Linked DNA regions of Homo sapiens: all the other regions are linked to region 1. The links are chromatin loops, found by intact Hi-C in ENCODE. Cell type or tissue: chondrocyte. All regions are shown on one strand. Links, peaks and the distances in the headings refer to the core of each region. The heading gives the core; the rest is flanking DNA.

Region 1 (6,509 bases), core at 728-5,727:
AGACCAGCCTGAAACCAAAAATCAAAACTCTTAGCCAGGCGTGGGGATGGGAGGCCAAGGCAGGAGGATCGAGGCACGGGACTGGACGAGATGAGTGTCAGCCCAGGGATTTAAAATCTCTCTGCCCACCCTCCCCTTCCTGCGGTCAACTGTCCAGATTCCAACAGACAAAAGCAAGCATGGGCGAACCACCGTGCGCCGCGGTCCCCGACAGAAGCACGCATGCGCACACCTCTGTGTGCGGAGGTTTCCGACAGACGCACGCATGCGCACACTTCTATGCGCGGAGGTCTCCGCAGACAGAAGCACGCATGCGCACATCGCTGTGCCGGTATCGCCAACAGATGGAAGCACGCATGCGCGCACCGCTGCGTACCTAGCACTCCGACAGATGTACGCATGCGCACAACGCTCTGTTCTCGAGATCCCCGACAGAAGCACACATGCGCACACCGCTGTGTGCCAAGGTCGCCAAAAGACGGAAGCACGCATGCGCACACCGCGGTCCGTGGGGCACCGGGCGGAAGCGTCCTGACTGCGCAGGCGCAGCAGGGGTGGTCGCCATGGAGACGCGTGGCCCTGGCCTGGCGGTCCGCGCTGAGAGTCGCCGATTAGTCGGCATCGGGCCTCGGGCGCCCCCGGGGCGGGTTGGGTTGCAGCCCAGCGGGCGGCTGGACCGCCGCGGTGGGGCGGGGACAATGGGGTACAAGGACAACGACGGCGAGGAGGAGGAGCGGGAGGGCGGCGCCGCGGGCCCGCGGGGGTCTAGACTGCCCCCCATCACAGGCGGCGCCTCCGAGCTGGCCAAACGGAAGGTGAAGAAGAAAAAAAGGAAGAAGAAGACCAAGGGGTCTGGCAAGGGGGACGGTAAGAGGAGCAGCTAGCCCGGCTGCGTCAGCTCCGGTTCCCTGGAGACTCTTTGGGGACCCACCCCCCATTTACCCTTCAGACCGGAAACAGAAGCTCAGTGGTCCCGGACCGAGGTCCTCCTGCTCCCCACACATGCCCGTCAGCAGCACGTTGATGCCCCAGCCCCACCCGTGGAGACCATCCACCAACTCTGCGGTCCCTTAGCCCCACACAGAGACCCCTACAGATATCCACCATTCCTAAGAGCCTTCCAGCCCCACACAAAGACACCCTCTCAACTTCCTAATCCCTCAGCCAAAACTGGCAGTCTTAAACGTCTGCGCCTTCCCCACAGAGGCCCTCCTCACAAGACACTTTCCCCACCCCAAACACATTGATGCCACATGAAAGGCCCTCACTCTCATGCACAGAGAAGGGCAGACTCCTGCCTCCCCTCCTCCCACCCTCTTGCGTTAAGGCTGCCTGCCTGTGGATGCGCGGTAGACACCCACACCCACAGACGTGTGTATTAAAGGTCCTCGCTGCATGGGCTCCCCCTCGCACCCACCAAGGGGCAGCCTTGGACTGCACAAACCCCATGACACCAGTCACTGTGACATCCTCCTATAATCCCTGACACCCTCAACCACTCCCCGCTTCATATCAGTGTAACACCCACAGTGAAACTAAAGGGCGGGGGACACCCTCAACCACTCCCCCCACCTTCTATCAATGTAACACCAACAGTGAAACTAAAGGGCGGGACGCAGTGGCTCACACCTGTAATCCGAGCACTTTGGGAGGCCGAGGTGGGAGGATCACTTGAACCCAGGACTTCCAGGCTGCAGTGAGCTATGATCGCACCATTGCACTCCAGCCTGGGCAACAAGCAAGACCCTGTCTCTCAAAAAAACAAACAAGAAAACTAAAGCACAGATCCCCCTCATGCACACACATTCCTAGTCTACACACACAGACTGTTAATACGTTATCCATTCGCGTGTGTAGTCATATGCAGGCAGGAATTGCAGTCTCTCTCAGGGACACCTTCACAAACACACATACCCTACCTGCCATAAACCCCAGTCCCTACATCTCACCAAGCTCTTCTTGTAGAACCCCTACATTTCTTGACAAGGGGACTGAGCACCCACTTTGAGGAGAGAGAGCACAGCAGTGACAGAGAATGCAGGTGCCCGTGAGTGCTGTGAGGCCACTGTCGCCCGTGTGGTCCACCTCAGTGGCTTTGGCTGTCTGGGAGAGGGCTCTAAGCTCCAGTTCTGGGGCCTGGCCCTCTGTGGCAGAGCTGGCACCAAGGCAAGCAGGAGGCAGAGTGGCAGCCTCGCCCATATGGACCGTGCAGTGTGGGAAGGGAGCAATGGGAAGATGATAAGTACTTCTCAGGCGTAATACAAAGGCAAGAAAATTCTGCAGTTCAGGTCAAGAAGCCCTGTGTGGCTGGGCACATGGCTCACGCCTGTAATCCCAGCACTTTGGGAATTCAAGACCAGCCTGGCCAACATGGTGAAACCCCGTCTCTACTGAAAATACAAAAATTAGCTGGGCATGGTGGCAGGCACCTAGAATTGCTTGAACCTGAGAGGCGGAGGTTGCAGTGAGCCAAGATTGTGCCACTGTGCTCCAGCCTGGGTGGCAGAGTGAGACTCAGTCTCAAAAAAAAAAAAAGCCCTGTGTGTATCTGCAAAAAGAAATTTGGCAGTTCATTGTCCTTTTGGCGTAGCTTTTCACTGTAGAAATTACAGTGACATGTGCCTCATACCATCAGCAGGGGGCACCAGATAGTTTCCAGGGCGTAGCAAGGGAGGGAAATGTCAAAAGATGATTTCTTTCTCTCTCCCCTAAAATAAAAGGACGAGCTGATGAAAGAACCACAATTTGTAGCATTTTATGTGCATGTTAAATAATTCTGAAGTGCTATTGATGTTAAAAAAAAAAATCAGTACAAGCCATACAGCAGAAGTATTTCTGGCTTGGCATAATACTGCTTTCAGTCAAATTTAGGAAGCTTTTCTGTTGTTTTCCGTTCCTTCCATCATAAAGTGTCTAGACTAGGGTAGAGTCACAGACTCCCAGAACTGGGAATGGCCGTGGTGAGCACATGGCGAGGATGGATGAGGGCAGCACGGCCCAGTGGAAAGAATGGGGCATTGGGGGCCCAGCCTGCACTCAGGTCCCAGCTCTGCCACTCGCTCATGACATTGGCAAGTTCCTGAACCTTTTGGAGCTTCGGTTTCCTCACCCGAAGAATAGGGCCGATCGCCTTTACCCAGACGGCCTGGCTCAGACTGTGTGCTCAATGAATGGTTCCTCCTGCCCTGAAATGATTTCAGCAAAATCACACAGGCAGGTGGGCACGAGGCTGGTGGGCTTGGCAGCCTGAGCCCTGGGTACGGAGGGGCCCCCATCCTCCTCTTCCATCTTGGGTGATTTTGGCACCATCCCCAGCAGGCCAAGGTCAGACATTGCCACAAACACTAACCTGCTCATCTACTCAGCAGATAAACATCAGAGTCAGAGCCTGAAGAGCCAGCCGCTTTCTTCCTCCTTTCATGACATCTTAAGTCCTTGCAAAGAGCGTGGCCCGAAACCAGAGCACAGACAGAGCAAAGTGGAAAAGAAGCACCTCCCTTCTGACTCCTCCACCGTCAGCCTCCCCGACTTTGCCGAAATAGAGAACCTTGCGAATCGGATCAACGAAAGTCTGCGTTGGGATGGAATTCTTGCTGACCCGGAGGCAGAGAAGGAAAGGATTCGCATCTATAAACTGAATCGGAGAAAACGGTACCGGTGCTTGGCCCTCAAGGGCTTCCACCCCGACCCCGAGGCCCTCAAGGGCTTCCACCCCGACCCCGACGCCCTCAAGGGCTTCCACCCCGACCCCGAGGCCCTCAAGGGCTTCCACCCCGACCCCGAGGCCCTCAAGGGCATCCACCCCGACCCCGAGGCTCTCAAGGGCTTCCACCCCGACCCCGAGGCCCTCAAGGGCTTCCACCCCGACCCTGAGGCCCTCAAGGGTTTCCACACTGACCCCGAGGCCCTCAAGGGTTTCCACATTGACCCCGAGGCCCTCAAGGGCTTCCACCCCGACCCCAAGGCCCTCAAGGGCTTCCACCCCGACCCCAAGGCCCTCAAGGGTTTCCACACTGACCCCGAGGCCCTCAAGGGCTTCCACCCCGACCCCAAGGCCCTCAAGGGCTTCCACCCCGACCCCGAGGCCCTCAAGGGCTTCCACCCCGACCCCGAGGCCCTCAAGGGCTTCCACCCCGACCCCGAGGCCCTCAAGGGCTTCCACACTGACCCCAATGCCGAGGAGGCCCCTGAGAACTTACCCTACCTCTCGGACAAAGATGGCAGCTCCAGCCACAGGCAGCCCACGTCGAAAGCCGAGTGCCCCAATCTCTGTTTTGAAGGAAACCTTACCCCAAAGCTTCTACACTCTGACTTAGCTCCTACTCTGCTGGAGTGAAAATCTACCCACGACGCTCACAAACTTATAATTCCTCCTCACCACAAGTTTATGTGTTAAAAACCATCATCATAAAAGGAAATGAGACCCGTATCTGAAGGAAACAGATGTTCGGTACACGGACGACGCCGACTCTCCCATCACCAAGCTGCCCTCGGTTGCCCAGGAGAGCCACAGTGCCTTGAGAACATAAGCAATTTAGTGAACAGAGTTCTTTTCAGAATTTCCTTTTTCTTAAGTAAGCATCTCTGTTACTTAATTTCTCACCACAGCTAGATGTCTATAATCTGCCCCAAAAAGAAAAGAAAGCGTGTAGATGATTTACCTCTTAAGTCTCAATCTCATGGTGAAACTCCTCACACGGTACCTGCTTCTGTTGGCCGGAGGACGATGCCCTGAACCTCTTGGAGCCTTTTTCTGTTTTAATTAAATGCATGGCCTGCCTTTATATGGCCTCAAATAAGTGGGTTCCAGAACTCCATCCCTGGGAAGTTACCATGGGAAGTCCCAAGAGGAATACTGCTTCTTTCATAAACATGGTCCTCTCCTAATCCTCCATTATAAAAAGCCTCGCTACGCCGCGTCTCCTAAATACACATTCCTCCCCTCCACAAGTAGCCAGTGAGTGAGGGCCACGTGCTGTCGTCGTTTGTGCTCTCCCAGAAGCAGCCCCTGAGACGAGGGTTCAAATGCAAGTAGATTATCTGGGAGGTGAAGAAAGGATGAGTAGAGGGTGATACAGAGAAGGGAAGACGGCCAATCCTGGGACTTTTCTTTTTAGACAGGATCCCGCTCTGTTGCCCAGGCTGGAGTACCAGTGGCGAAATCATAGCTCTCACTGCACTCCACCTCGTGGGCTCAGATGATCCTCCCGCCTCAGCCCCCTAAGTAGCAGGGACTATAGGTGAGTGCCACCACGCCTGGCTAATTTTAAAAATTTTTTGTAGAGATTGGAGGGGGTGTGGTCTCACTATGTTGCCCAGGCTGGTCTCGAACTCCTGGCCTCAAGCAGTCCTCCCACCTTGGCCTTCCACAACATTACAGGCATATGAGCCACTGTGTCTGGCCCCCCTTCCAGGGACTATTAGGCCAGCTTTCATACTGGGCTTAATTCCACAGGGAAACCCACTTCTAGAATTATCCCACCTGGGGGTGAGGAAGCTGGGGTATTTATACTCCCCAAAGGCATTGGCCGAGGGCTGGTCGTGTGTGTGTGTGTGTGTGTGTGTGTGTGTGTGTGTGTGTCCTGGCATTTCTAGCTGAAAGGTTGTGTGTGTGTGTGTGTGTGTGTGTGTGTGTGTCCTGGCATTTCTAGCTGAAAGGTGTGTGTGTGTGTGTGTGTGTGTGTGTGTGTGTGTGTGTCTCTCCTGGCATTTCTAGCTGAAAGGTCCAAAGGAAAAGGGTGGTCTCTGGGGAAGCCTCAGCTACCTCAGCAACACCGTGGGTCTGAGAGGGACAGCATGGAGGGCTAAGATGAGATTCCTGACCTTCAAGAGGTTACAGTGTTCTGGGGTAGACAAAAAATGAATGTACACTGTACACAGGAGAGGTTAAAGCCGATACAGACATCACAGAATGCTCATTTGAAAGTTAAGTGAAAATGGCTGGGCGCAGTGGCTCAGGCCTATTATCCCAACACTGGGAGGCTGGGGCAGGTGGATCATCTGAGGTCGGGCATTCGAGACCAGCCTGGCTAATATGGTGAAACCCTGTCTCTGGTAAAAGTACAGAATTAACCAGGTATGGTTGCAGGTGCCTGTAGTCCCAGCTCCTCAGGAGGCCGAGGCAGGAGAATCGCTTGAACCCAGGAGGCGGAGGTGGCAGAGCCAAGATGGTGCCACTGCACTCCACCCTGGGCAACAGAGCAAGACTCTGTCCGAAAAAAGAAAAAAAAGTTAAGTGGGCATCGTGGTCCCTGCTAGCTCTGGGCTGGCAGAGCAGCCCTCTTCTGACCCTTCCTTAAAAGGCCAGTTACAGTTTCCACATTTGCCCTTGCACCCTGTCAAAATATACTGAAGAGACATTTGGAAGAGTCCTCTCCTGCCATGGAGAATGGTTAGCAGACAGGAACGGGCCTCCCTGTGCTGAGGCCAGGCCTGTCCTCTGCTCTCCATGGAGAGGAAGGGGCAGGAAATACTCCAGTGCCAGCCACAGGACCTCGCTTGTGCCCCAG
Region 2 (5,000 bases), core at 1-5,000, 290 kb after region 1:
AAGGGATACACATATAAGCCCATCTTCATGTCTAAGCCTTGGGAACACAAAAACAGGTAAATCCACAAAAACAGGGAAATAAAGCCATTAAAAAGCTAGTCGAAGGACAGACAGAATGGCTCACACCTATAATCCTAGCACTTTGGGAGGCCAAGGCAGGCAGATCACTTGAGGCTAGGAGTTCAAGACCAGCCTGGCCAACACAGTGTAACCCTGTAACTACTAAAAACACAAAAATTAGCTGGGCATGGTGGTGCATGCCTATAATTCCAGCTACTTGGGTGGCTGAGGCTCAAGAATTGCTCGAACCTGGGAGGTGGAGATTACAGTAAGCCAAGATCACACCACTGCACTCTAGCCTGGGTGACAGAGCCAGACTCCATCTCAAAAAAAAAAAAAAAAAATCTAGTAGATGTGGGAGACTGAGGCAGGCAGATTGCTTGAGCTCAGCAGTTTGAGACCAGCCTAGCCAACAAGGCGAAACCCCATCTCTACAAAAAATATAAACATTAGCAAAGTGTGGTGGTGCGCCTGTAGTCCCAGCTACTCAGGAGGCTGAGGTGGGAGGATCACTTGAGCCCAGGAGTTCGAGGCTGCAGTGAGCTGTAACTGCACCAGTACGCTCCAGCCTGGGACACAGAGTAAGACCTTGTTTTGAAAAAAAAACAGAAAAAAAGAAAAAAAAAATCTATCAGAAAAGCTTTTGCCTCCTTCTATAATTACAAAAGATGTTTTGAGTAGACTCTATCACAGCTTCCTTCCTTTTGTATGAAGAATTGAAGACTGGCCAAAGCATTGAGTTCCTTGCCACAAAGTTCATATGGATAAAATAATTATATGGCCGGGTGCGGTGGCTCACCCCTGTCATCCCAGCACGTTGGGAGGCGAAGGCAGGTGGATCACTTGAGGTCAGGAGTTCGAGACCAGCCTGACCAACATGGTGAAACCCCGTCTCTACTAAAAGTACAAAATTTGCCAGGCGTGGTGGCTCACACCTGTAATCCCAGCTACTAGGGAGGCTAAGGCAGGAGAATCACTTGAACCTGGGAGGTGGAGGTTGCAGTGAGCCAAGATCACACCATTGCACTCCAGCCTAGGCAATGAGCAAAAATCCGTCTCAAAAATAAATAAATAAATAATAAAAATTTTAAAAGGAATTATATTACCATCTATGGCAAACTTGAGATTTCAGTGCTCTCACAGAAAAATGTGATCCAGAATGTGATTAACTAAATTAACAATATACTTTTCATTAATTATGAACAATCACACAGCTTTACTCACCTTATTTTCAGCCTAATTTTGTTCACGACTTCGTCTATGTTCGCCAGAGACTACAATAAAGAAGGAAGAGTGCCCAGCTGTTAGTCCACTTCCTGGAATTCCTCTTTCACAGGAAAATGATGTGCTATAATAGCTACTTATGAAATCTCAAAAAATTTAATCACATGATATGAGTTTTGCTTTAAAAAAAAAAAAAGTAAAGCAGTAGTTGGAAGCTACAGCCACATCTAGCCCAGCCCCTGTTTTTTGTAAATAAAGTTTCACTGGAACACAGCCATGCCCGTTCACTTACATATTGCCTGCGGCTGCTCTTAAGCTAACATGGCAGGTAGGCAGTCGTGAAAGACGCTGTACAGCCACAAAGCCTGAAGTATTTACTATCTGGACCTTTACAGGAGAGTCTGCTGACCCATGGTGTACGTGATTGTGACAAATTCACGTAACGAAATACAGCAACAAAAATGAATGAATGCACAACACCATGGATAAACATTTTACTAACGGAATGGGGCACAGAAAAAGCCAGACACAAGGGGACAGAGGATATGATTTCACTAACATAATTCTCCTGTTAGAAGCTAGGACAGTGGTTATCTCTGGGGGAAGGTAGTGACAGTGAACAGGCAAGGAAAGGCCTTCTGAAGATTTTTTTAAATGTTTTATTTCTTGATCTGGGTGGCAGTTACATGGCTATGTTCATTTTGTGAAACTTCATCAAGTTGTACCCTTAAGATTTGTGTACTCCTCTGTATTATGTTATACTTCAATAAATACACAAATTTATTTTTTATTATATAGATCCACTAGAAAAAAGTCTGGAAGGATAGATAGGAGTAATTGTAATGTATTAGTAGTTGCAGCATTAGTAGCTATAATCTATCAACTACGTATTGCAATATGAAAAGAAGTGATTTCAAATTTTTCTTCTTGGGCCGGGTGCAGTGGCTCACGCCTGTAATCCCAGCACTTTGGGAGGCCAAGGCAGGCGGATCACCTGAGGTCAGGAGTTTGAGACCAGCCAGACCGTCATGGCGAAACCCCATCTCTACTAAAAATACAAAAAAAAAAAAATTAGGCAGGCTTGGTGGTGGGCACCTGTTGTCCCAACTACTCAAGAGGCTGCGGCAGGAGAATCGCTTGAACCCGGGAGGCAGAGGTTGCAGTGAGCTGAGAATGTGCCATTGCACTCCAGCCTGGGCAACAAGAGCAAAACTCTGTCTCAAAAAAAAATATTTTCTTCTTTTTGTCTGTATTTTATAATTATTGACTATGCACTACTACTGTGATTATAATAAGCTTATTATAACAACAATTAAAACAAAGGGATCACTTCTGACCTTAGAGATGAGAAAATGTGAGGAAATGGTGCCCCCTAATGGACAAGAGGAGGTACAATTTTATAGTACTATTTTAATTCAAGTTTTCAAAATACAATTTAATAAATCCTCTTCCTCTCTCCCTTAACAAATATTTTATCTCAGAAGGAATTAGGGATATTGTAGGAAATATGCTTATAAATTGCTTCTGGCTACCTCTGATGGGAGGAGGAGGCCAGGTGCCTTCCAGGAGCAGGTCTGGTAAGAGAAACAGGCCATGAGTGTTTGAGATGTCAGACTGGGTTGTCACAGCTCATCCTACTGTTCTGACCAAGCCAACAGTTACTCAGAATTTTCAGAAATCCAAGAACAGCTTGAGGTAAAAATGAATCTCAGGCTGGACGTGATGGCTCATGCCTGTAATCCCAGCACTTTGGGAGGCTAAGGTGGGAGGATCACTTAAATCCAGGAATTCAAGACCAGCCCAGACAATACAGTGAGATCCCATCTCTCCAAAAAATAAAAAAAAGTTAGCCAGGCATGGTGGCATGTGCTTGCAGTCCCAGGTACTCAGGAGGCTGAGGTGGGAGGATCACCTGAGCCCAGAAGGTCGAGGCTGCAGTAAGTCATGTTTGCACCACTGCACTCCAGCCTGGGCTAAACAGCCCTGTCTCAAAAAAAAAGAAAAACGAATCTCAGAAAAATTACTTTAATTTATATATAATTATATATATACATATATTTTTGTGTGTGATGGAGACTAGCTCTGTCACCAGGCTGGAGTGCAATGGCGCGATCTCGGCTCACTGCAACCTCCGACTCCCTGGTTCAAGCGATTCTCCTGCCTCAGCCTCCCGAGTAGCTGGGATTACAGGCACATGCCACCACGCCCAGCTAATTTTTGTATTTTTAGTAGAGACGGGGTTTCACCACGTTGGCCAGGATGGTCTCGATCTCTTGACCTCGTGATCTGCCCGCCTTGGCCTCCCAAAGTGCTAGGATTACAGGTATGAGCCACCGCGCCTGGCCAAGAGGAAAACATTTCTAATATCATTTTATGATAGCAAGTATTTTTATAATATCAAATAGCCTACCTTTAAGATGGCGGCTCACTCTGTCACCAAGGCTGGAGTGCAGTGGTGCAATCATAGCTCACTGTAACCTCAAACTCCTGGGCTCAAGCAATCCTCCCACCCCAGCCTCCTGAGTGGCTAGGAACAAAAAGGTACATGCACTGAGCCTGGCTAATTTTATTATTTTGTTATAAACACAGGGTCTTGCTATGCTGTCCAAGCTGATCTTGAATTCCTGGCTTCAAGCAATGCTCCCGCCTTGGCCTCCCAAAGCACTGGGATTACAGGCATGAGGCAGTGCACCCGGCCCTATAATATCATTTTTATAATATAATGAATGTAGCTTTTAAAAAGAACAGAGGCCGGGTGTGGAGGCTTATGTCTGTCCTTTGGGAGGCTGAGGTGGGTGGACTGCTAGAGCCCAAGAGTTAGAGACCAACCTGGACAACGTGGTGAAACTCCGTCTCTACAAAAAAATAGAAAAATTAGCCGGGTATGGTAGCACACGCCTGTAGTACAATCTGCTTATTAGGCTGAGGAAAGAAGACTGATTGAGTCTGTAAATTCCAGGGCACAGTGAGCTGTGATGGAGCCACTGAACTGTAGCCTGGGTGATGGGTGACAATCTCAAAAAGAAAAAATAAATAAAAATAAAATAAAAATAGGCTGGGCGCGGTGGCTCATGCCTGTAATCCCAGCACTTTGAGGCCGAGGTGGGCGGATCACAAGGTCAGGAGTTCGAGACCAGCCAGGCCAATATGGTGAAACCCCGTCTCTACTAAAAATACAAAAAAAAATTAGCCGGGCGTGGTGGCAGGTGCCTGTAATCCCAGCTACTCGGGAGGCTGAGGCAGGAGAACTGCTTGAACCCAGGAAGCAGAGGTTGCGGTGAGCCGAGATCGCGCCACTGCACTCCAGCCTGGATAACAGAAGGAGACTCTGTCTCAATAAATAAATAAATAGAAGAGAAAGAAATATCCTAAAGTTACACTATTTGATAGTCAGGTGGCCTTTGGGTGACTGTTTTCCCTTCATTTCCAGGCTTTCTGCTGGAGGGGAAAGGGAAAGGCTGCTAGCATTTAATGTGGATCTCCTAGGCAACAATTGCAGGCACTTCACAGAAATTATTTCCCTTAATCCCCTCTGCCAGGCGAGGCACACTTTTCTCCTCTTCAACGTTAAGATTGGGAACTATGGAGGCGGAGGCCGGGCATGGTGGCTCATGCCTGTAATCCCAACACTTTGGGAGGCCAAGGTACGTGGGTTTCCTAAGCTCAGCAGTTCAAGACCAGTCTCTGGGCAACCTGGCAAAACCCTGTCTCTACCA
Region 3 (5,000 bases), core at 1-5,000, 580 kb after region 1:
CATAATCCACCCTCACATAATCCACCTCACATAATCCACCCTCACATAATCCACCTCACATAATCCACCCCTCACATAATCCACCTCACATAATCCACCTCACATAATCCACCCCTCACATAACCCACCCTCACATAATCCACCTCACATAATCCGCCCTCACATAATCCACCCTCACATAATCCACCCTCACGTAATCCACCTCACATAATCCACCTCGCATAATCCACCCACCCTCACATAATCCACACTCACATAATCCACCTCACATAATCCACCTCACATAATCCACCCTCACATAATCCACCTCACATAATCCACCCTCACATAATCCACCTCACATAATCCACCCTCACATAATTCACCCTCACATAATCCACCTCACATAATCCACCCTCACATAATCCACCCTCACATAATCCACCCTCACATAATCCACCCTCACATAATCCACCCACATTCACATAATCCACCTCACATAATCCACCTCACATAATCCACCCTCACATAATCCACCCCTCACATAATCCACCCTCACATAATCCACCTCACATAATCCACCCTCACATAAGACTGTGCAGCTGTCTGGTCTCCATTTCTGCCGGGTGGGGTATTCCATCCTCATCTCGGGCAACATGTCCCAAAAGTATGGTTTCCAGTATGGCTCCTTAGGTCCCACCCATTTCTTCTCTGGGACCCCAAAGACCCAACCCCCACCTTTTTTTTCTTTTTTTTGACACGGAGTCTCCGTCTGTCTCCAGGCCGGAGTACAGTGGCACCATCTCGGCTCACTGCAAGCTCCGCCTCGTGGGTTCAAGCGATTCTGCTGCCTCAGCCTCCTGAGTAGCTGGGACTACAGGGGTGCAGCCACTATGCCTAGCTAATTTTTGTATTTTTAGCAGAGACAGGGTTTCATCATGTTGGCCAGGATGGTCTCGATCTCTTGACCTTGCTTCAGCCTCCCAAAGTGCTGAGATTACAGGTGTGAGCCACCGCGCCCAGCCAAGACCCTTAAAAGAAGGACACTTCACTTCCTCTTACAACTCAGACATACCTGTGAGGCTCCTGGGCTATGGAACACCCCAGCCCTTTCGCAGCCCTTGATGGAAATTGTTTTTCAGCCCTCTGAATAAAATGACCACTGTTTACTTAATCTTTTTTTTTTCTTTTTTTTGAGACAGGGTCTCGTTCCCTCGTCCATGCTGGAGTGCAGTGGCACGATCATGACTCACTGCAGTCTCAACTTCCCAGACTCAAGCAATTTTCCTGCCTCAGCCTCCCAAAGTGCTGGGATTACAGGTGTGAGCCACCATGCCCAGCAGAGGAATCTTTTCCGATCAACATCTTCTGAGAGTCCCTGGCCCAAGTAGGCAGATGCTTGCTACGGCACTGCCTTCAGGCCATTAGCAAAAAGTGTGCTTAAATGCCCAGAGGTGTTCCCAGGCCACGTTTTGTTCATACGAGGAGTACAAAATGATGCCAAAGTGTTAGCATTCTTGGGACTGAAAACCTCTCTCCAACATCCCCTAGGATTTTCCTGGATATGACCAGAAATCCATTCCCAATTTCTCTGCCTCCAGGCCCCAATTCTGGTTTCCTCAAAGAGGAGGAAGTGTTCTTGGTTCCCAAAATATGCTTGCAGTGCAGTGGTATAATGGTAAATGTTTAACAACAATAACAAAAAGGCCCTAACTGGCCGGGCGCAGTGACTCACGCCTGGAATCCAAGCACTTTGGGAGGCCGAGGTGGGTGGGTCACCTGAGGTCAGGAGTTTGAGACCAGCCTGGCCAACATGGTGAAACCTTGTCTCTACTAAAAATACAAAAATTAGCCGGGCATGGTGGCATGTGCCTGTAATCCCAGCTAGTCGGGAGGCTGAGGCAGGAGAATCGCTCAAACCCGGGAGGTGCAGGTTGCAGTGAGCGGAGATTGCACCACTGCACTCCAACCTGGGTGACAGAGCAAGACTCTGTCTCAAAAGAGTAATTTTAAAAAGTAAGGCAACAAATTATCAGGAGTTTTTGAGCTGGTTGTTAAGCACAGTTATTATTAAAAATTACATTCTATACATTTATAATAAATTACACTAAAAATAGGTAATATGTGCTCAAAACTCATCCCCTCCTAAAAATTTTACTACACTGTACTCCTATCTATGCTGTTGAGGTTATTTCCATAGATTGTATCTGTGTGATAGAAACACCATGTAACCACATGCTGCTGTACGTCTTCCCAATTCTGACTGATGACCTCGCTTGGTAGTTTGAAATCAGCCATGATGGGGATATTAACACCACACAAGTCAGCAAATGCTGTCAGTTAGGATTTTTTTTTTTTTTTTTTTTTTTTTGAGACGGAGTCTTGCTCTTGTCGCCCAGGCTGGAGTGCGATGGTGCGATCTTGGCTCACTGCAACCTCCACCTCCCGGGTTTAAGAGATTCTCCTGTCTCAGCCTCCCGAGTAACTGAGATTACAGGCGCCTGCCGCCACCTGGCTAATTTTTATATTTTTAGTAGAGACGGGGTTTCCTGCTTCAGCCTCCTAAGTAGCTGAGAATACAGGCGTGCACCACCATGCCCAGCTAATTTTTTTATTTTTTATTTTTTTAATTTTTAGTAGAGATGGGGTTTCACCATGTTTGTCAGACTGGTCTCGAACTCCTGACCTCGTGATCCACCGGCCTCGGCCTCCCACAGTGCTGGATGACAGGCGTGAGCCCCCGCGCCCGGTCCGTGCATTTACAGCACAAGTTCACGCTTATCTACAAAGCATCCACCTCTCACCGCACCTTCCGGGACCACGGGATTTAACGCCTCACCGCCCGATGACAGCACGAGGTGGAAAGGGCAGCGACAATGCTCGCGCGTCCCCTCCCGGCGATCCGGAGCACGGCAGCCCCGGAGCGCGCGGCCACTCCTCGCTCCCCTCAGGAGCTCGTAAGAGCCCCGCGCGGGGCCGAGGCGCGAGAGCACGCGCAACGCTTCCTGGGAAATGTAGTTGGGTGTCGGATTAGAACTACAAATCCCGGTACTCACCGCGCTGCAGCCCCGACCGTGAGGGCGCTTTCTGGTGAATCTGAATCTCGTTTGTCTGTGACATGGGGAAAGCTGTCCAAGCCCAATTCCATTTTCACAAGAGGCTTTCTTTTTGGAAACATGATAGCGGTCTCGCTGGTGTGCGCACCAGGAGCGTTGCGGCCGCGGCTTCCTCCTGCGGCGAATCTGCCGTTGCATCACAGTGGCTAGTCTCAGGGCCCGCAACGTGACGCTTGTCGAATCTGCTGCGGGGAGAAGGACGCGAGGGTTGCTTGGGCAGCGACTGTCATGGCGGCGGCCGCCCCCAATGCCGGAGGCTCGGCCCCTGAGACAGCGGGTTCCGCCGAAGCTCCGCTGCAGTACAGCCTGCTCCTGCAGTACCTGGTGGGTGACAAGCGTCAGCCCCGGCTCCTGGAGCCTGGGAGCCTGGGCGGGATCCCAAGTCCAGCCAAGAGTGAGGAGCAGAAGATGATCGAGAAGGCGATGGAAAGCTGCGCTTTCAAGGCTGCGCTGGCCTGCGTGGGAGGTGAGGCCGGGCGATGGGACCCTTGGGAGGCTGAGGGCCTGGACGGCAGTGGGGATCTCTGCCGAGAAGACCACGCGCCTGGGAGGCGAGGGACTGCGGGCCTTGACCTTGACCACACCCTCGCCTCGTTCGTGAATCGGGCGTCACCTCTCCTGCCCCCTCAGGCCGGCTTTCCTGATGAAAATTGGGTTAGAGAATCGGTGCTGTGGTTGGGGCCTGAAAGTTATTACATGACATCCTGGCTAACACGGTGAAACCCCGTCTCTACTAAAAATACAAAAAATTAGCTGGACGTGGTGGTGGGCGCCTGTAGTCCCAGCTATTCGGGAGGTTGAGGCAGGAGAATCGCTTGAACCCAGGAGGCGGAGCTTGCAGTGAGCCGAGATGTGCCACTGCTCTCCAGCCTGGGCGACAGAGCGAGACTCCGTCTCAAAAACAACAACAAAAAGTTATTACGTGGGTGACTTCATTCATCCGTTCATTCCCTTAAATTCATTCTCTTAAATAATTCTTTCAACAAATTGTTCCTAAGCAATATCACGTGCCAGGTGAAAGAGACAAGAGCCTGGTCTTCATGGGGCCTGTATTATACTATGTGGAGAAGAATGTTGAGCAGGAACACTGCAGAGGAAGGATGCAGACATATGGAAATGCACATGCAGACGACTCTAGGGCAGCAGTTGTTTGAGGTTTGAAAAACTGAAAGACCATTGTGACTAGACAGCCCCGAGCAAGGAGAGACGAAGTCTGCACTTGTCCTTCTGTTTTTCCCTTAAGTTGAAGGGGAGGTGCCCATGATTTTATTAAACTCATATTGACCATGAGGTCATGAGAGGGCATCCATCTGGACATGTCCAGCCGGCTCAGGAAGGACAGATGTGGCAGCAGTGTGGGATTTGCCATTAGGTAGCTGTGTGGCCTTGGGAGAAGTTGCTTAACCTCTCTGAGCCTCAGTTTATAGAAAGGAGAGGCTAATAGCATCTGTCTCACTGGATTATTGTGAAGAATGAATGAGGCTGTGGCATACTGGCATGTGCTCAGTAAAGCATTACTGTGAATGTCACAGTGGCCAAGAGAGTGATTTGCAAAGTTGATAGCTGAAGTTGAGGGTGGCTGGTTTACATATGAGAGAATGTAGAGAGAATAGAGGGTTAAAGATGGAATCTTGAGAAATGTTAGGGAATGACAGGAGGAAGAAATCTTAGAGACGGAGAAGATGATGTCAGTAACATAGACCCTGGATTGCAAGTCTCCAGGCAAGTGGAGAGTTTGAGTGGCAAGAGGGGGGTGTCCTCTGCACCGGTGGTCATCCAAAAGCATGGTCCCTTCCAGGATGATCCCAATAGAGTAATGCAGAAAACATGCCAAAGACACCTTCATCTCTGTGTTTGCTTCTAGGATTTGTCTTAGGAGGTGCATTTGGGGTGTTTACCGCTGGC

What was found. Peaks named below come from ENCODE experiments on the same cell type or tissue, not always from the same donor. Only the 100,000 strongest peaks of a DNase experiment are listed, where the experiment ranks them.
Region 2: a loop joins it to region 1, with 6 times the contacts of the local background. A loop is called at or near these places in 92 of 110 quality-filtered maps.
Region 3: it touches region 1 in a loop (6-fold over the local background); 33 of 110 quality-filtered maps call a loop at or near these places.

What each region holds. Positions count from the first base shown.
Region 1 is chr17:409,780-416,288 of GRCh38, forward strand. LIAT1 (ligand of ATE1) reads left to right here and starts at 546. Exons shown (of 2, transcript NM_001013672.5): 1 at 546-867; 2 at 3,369-4,887. The coding sequence starts at 564. The coding sequence ends at 4,336. LOC105371430 (a long non-coding RNA gene) reads right to left here and starts at 4,244. Exons shown (of 3, transcript NR_136407.1): 1 at 4,200-4,244; 2 at 3,350-3,634. RefSeq lists a silencer at 598-687. In chondrocyte, for the core only: CTCF peaks have their summits at 2,644 (motif pointing right) and 2,870; no DNase peak of the experiment used is centred there.
Region 2 is chr17:698,047-703,046 of GRCh38, forward strand. VPS53 (VPS53 subunit of GARP complex) reads right to left here. Exons shown (of 22, transcript NM_001128159.3): 3 at 1,285-1,334. Among named protein-coding and RNA genes, the nearest start is that of VPS53, 14 kb to the right of the region's middle. In chondrocyte, for the core only: CTCF peaks have their summits at 2,647 (motif pointing left) and 2,863; no DNase peak of the experiment used is centred there.
Region 3 is chr17:993,820-998,819 of GRCh38, forward strand. TIMM22 (translocase of inner mitochondrial membrane 22) reads left to right here and starts at 3,310. Exons shown (of 4, transcript NM_013337.4): 1 at 3,310-3,561; 2 at 4,960-5,000. The coding sequence starts at 3,324. RefSeq lists an enhancer at 3,332-4,023. In chondrocyte, for the core only: a CTCF peak has its summit at 2,858; DNase peaks (open chromatin) are centred at 2,885 and 3,289.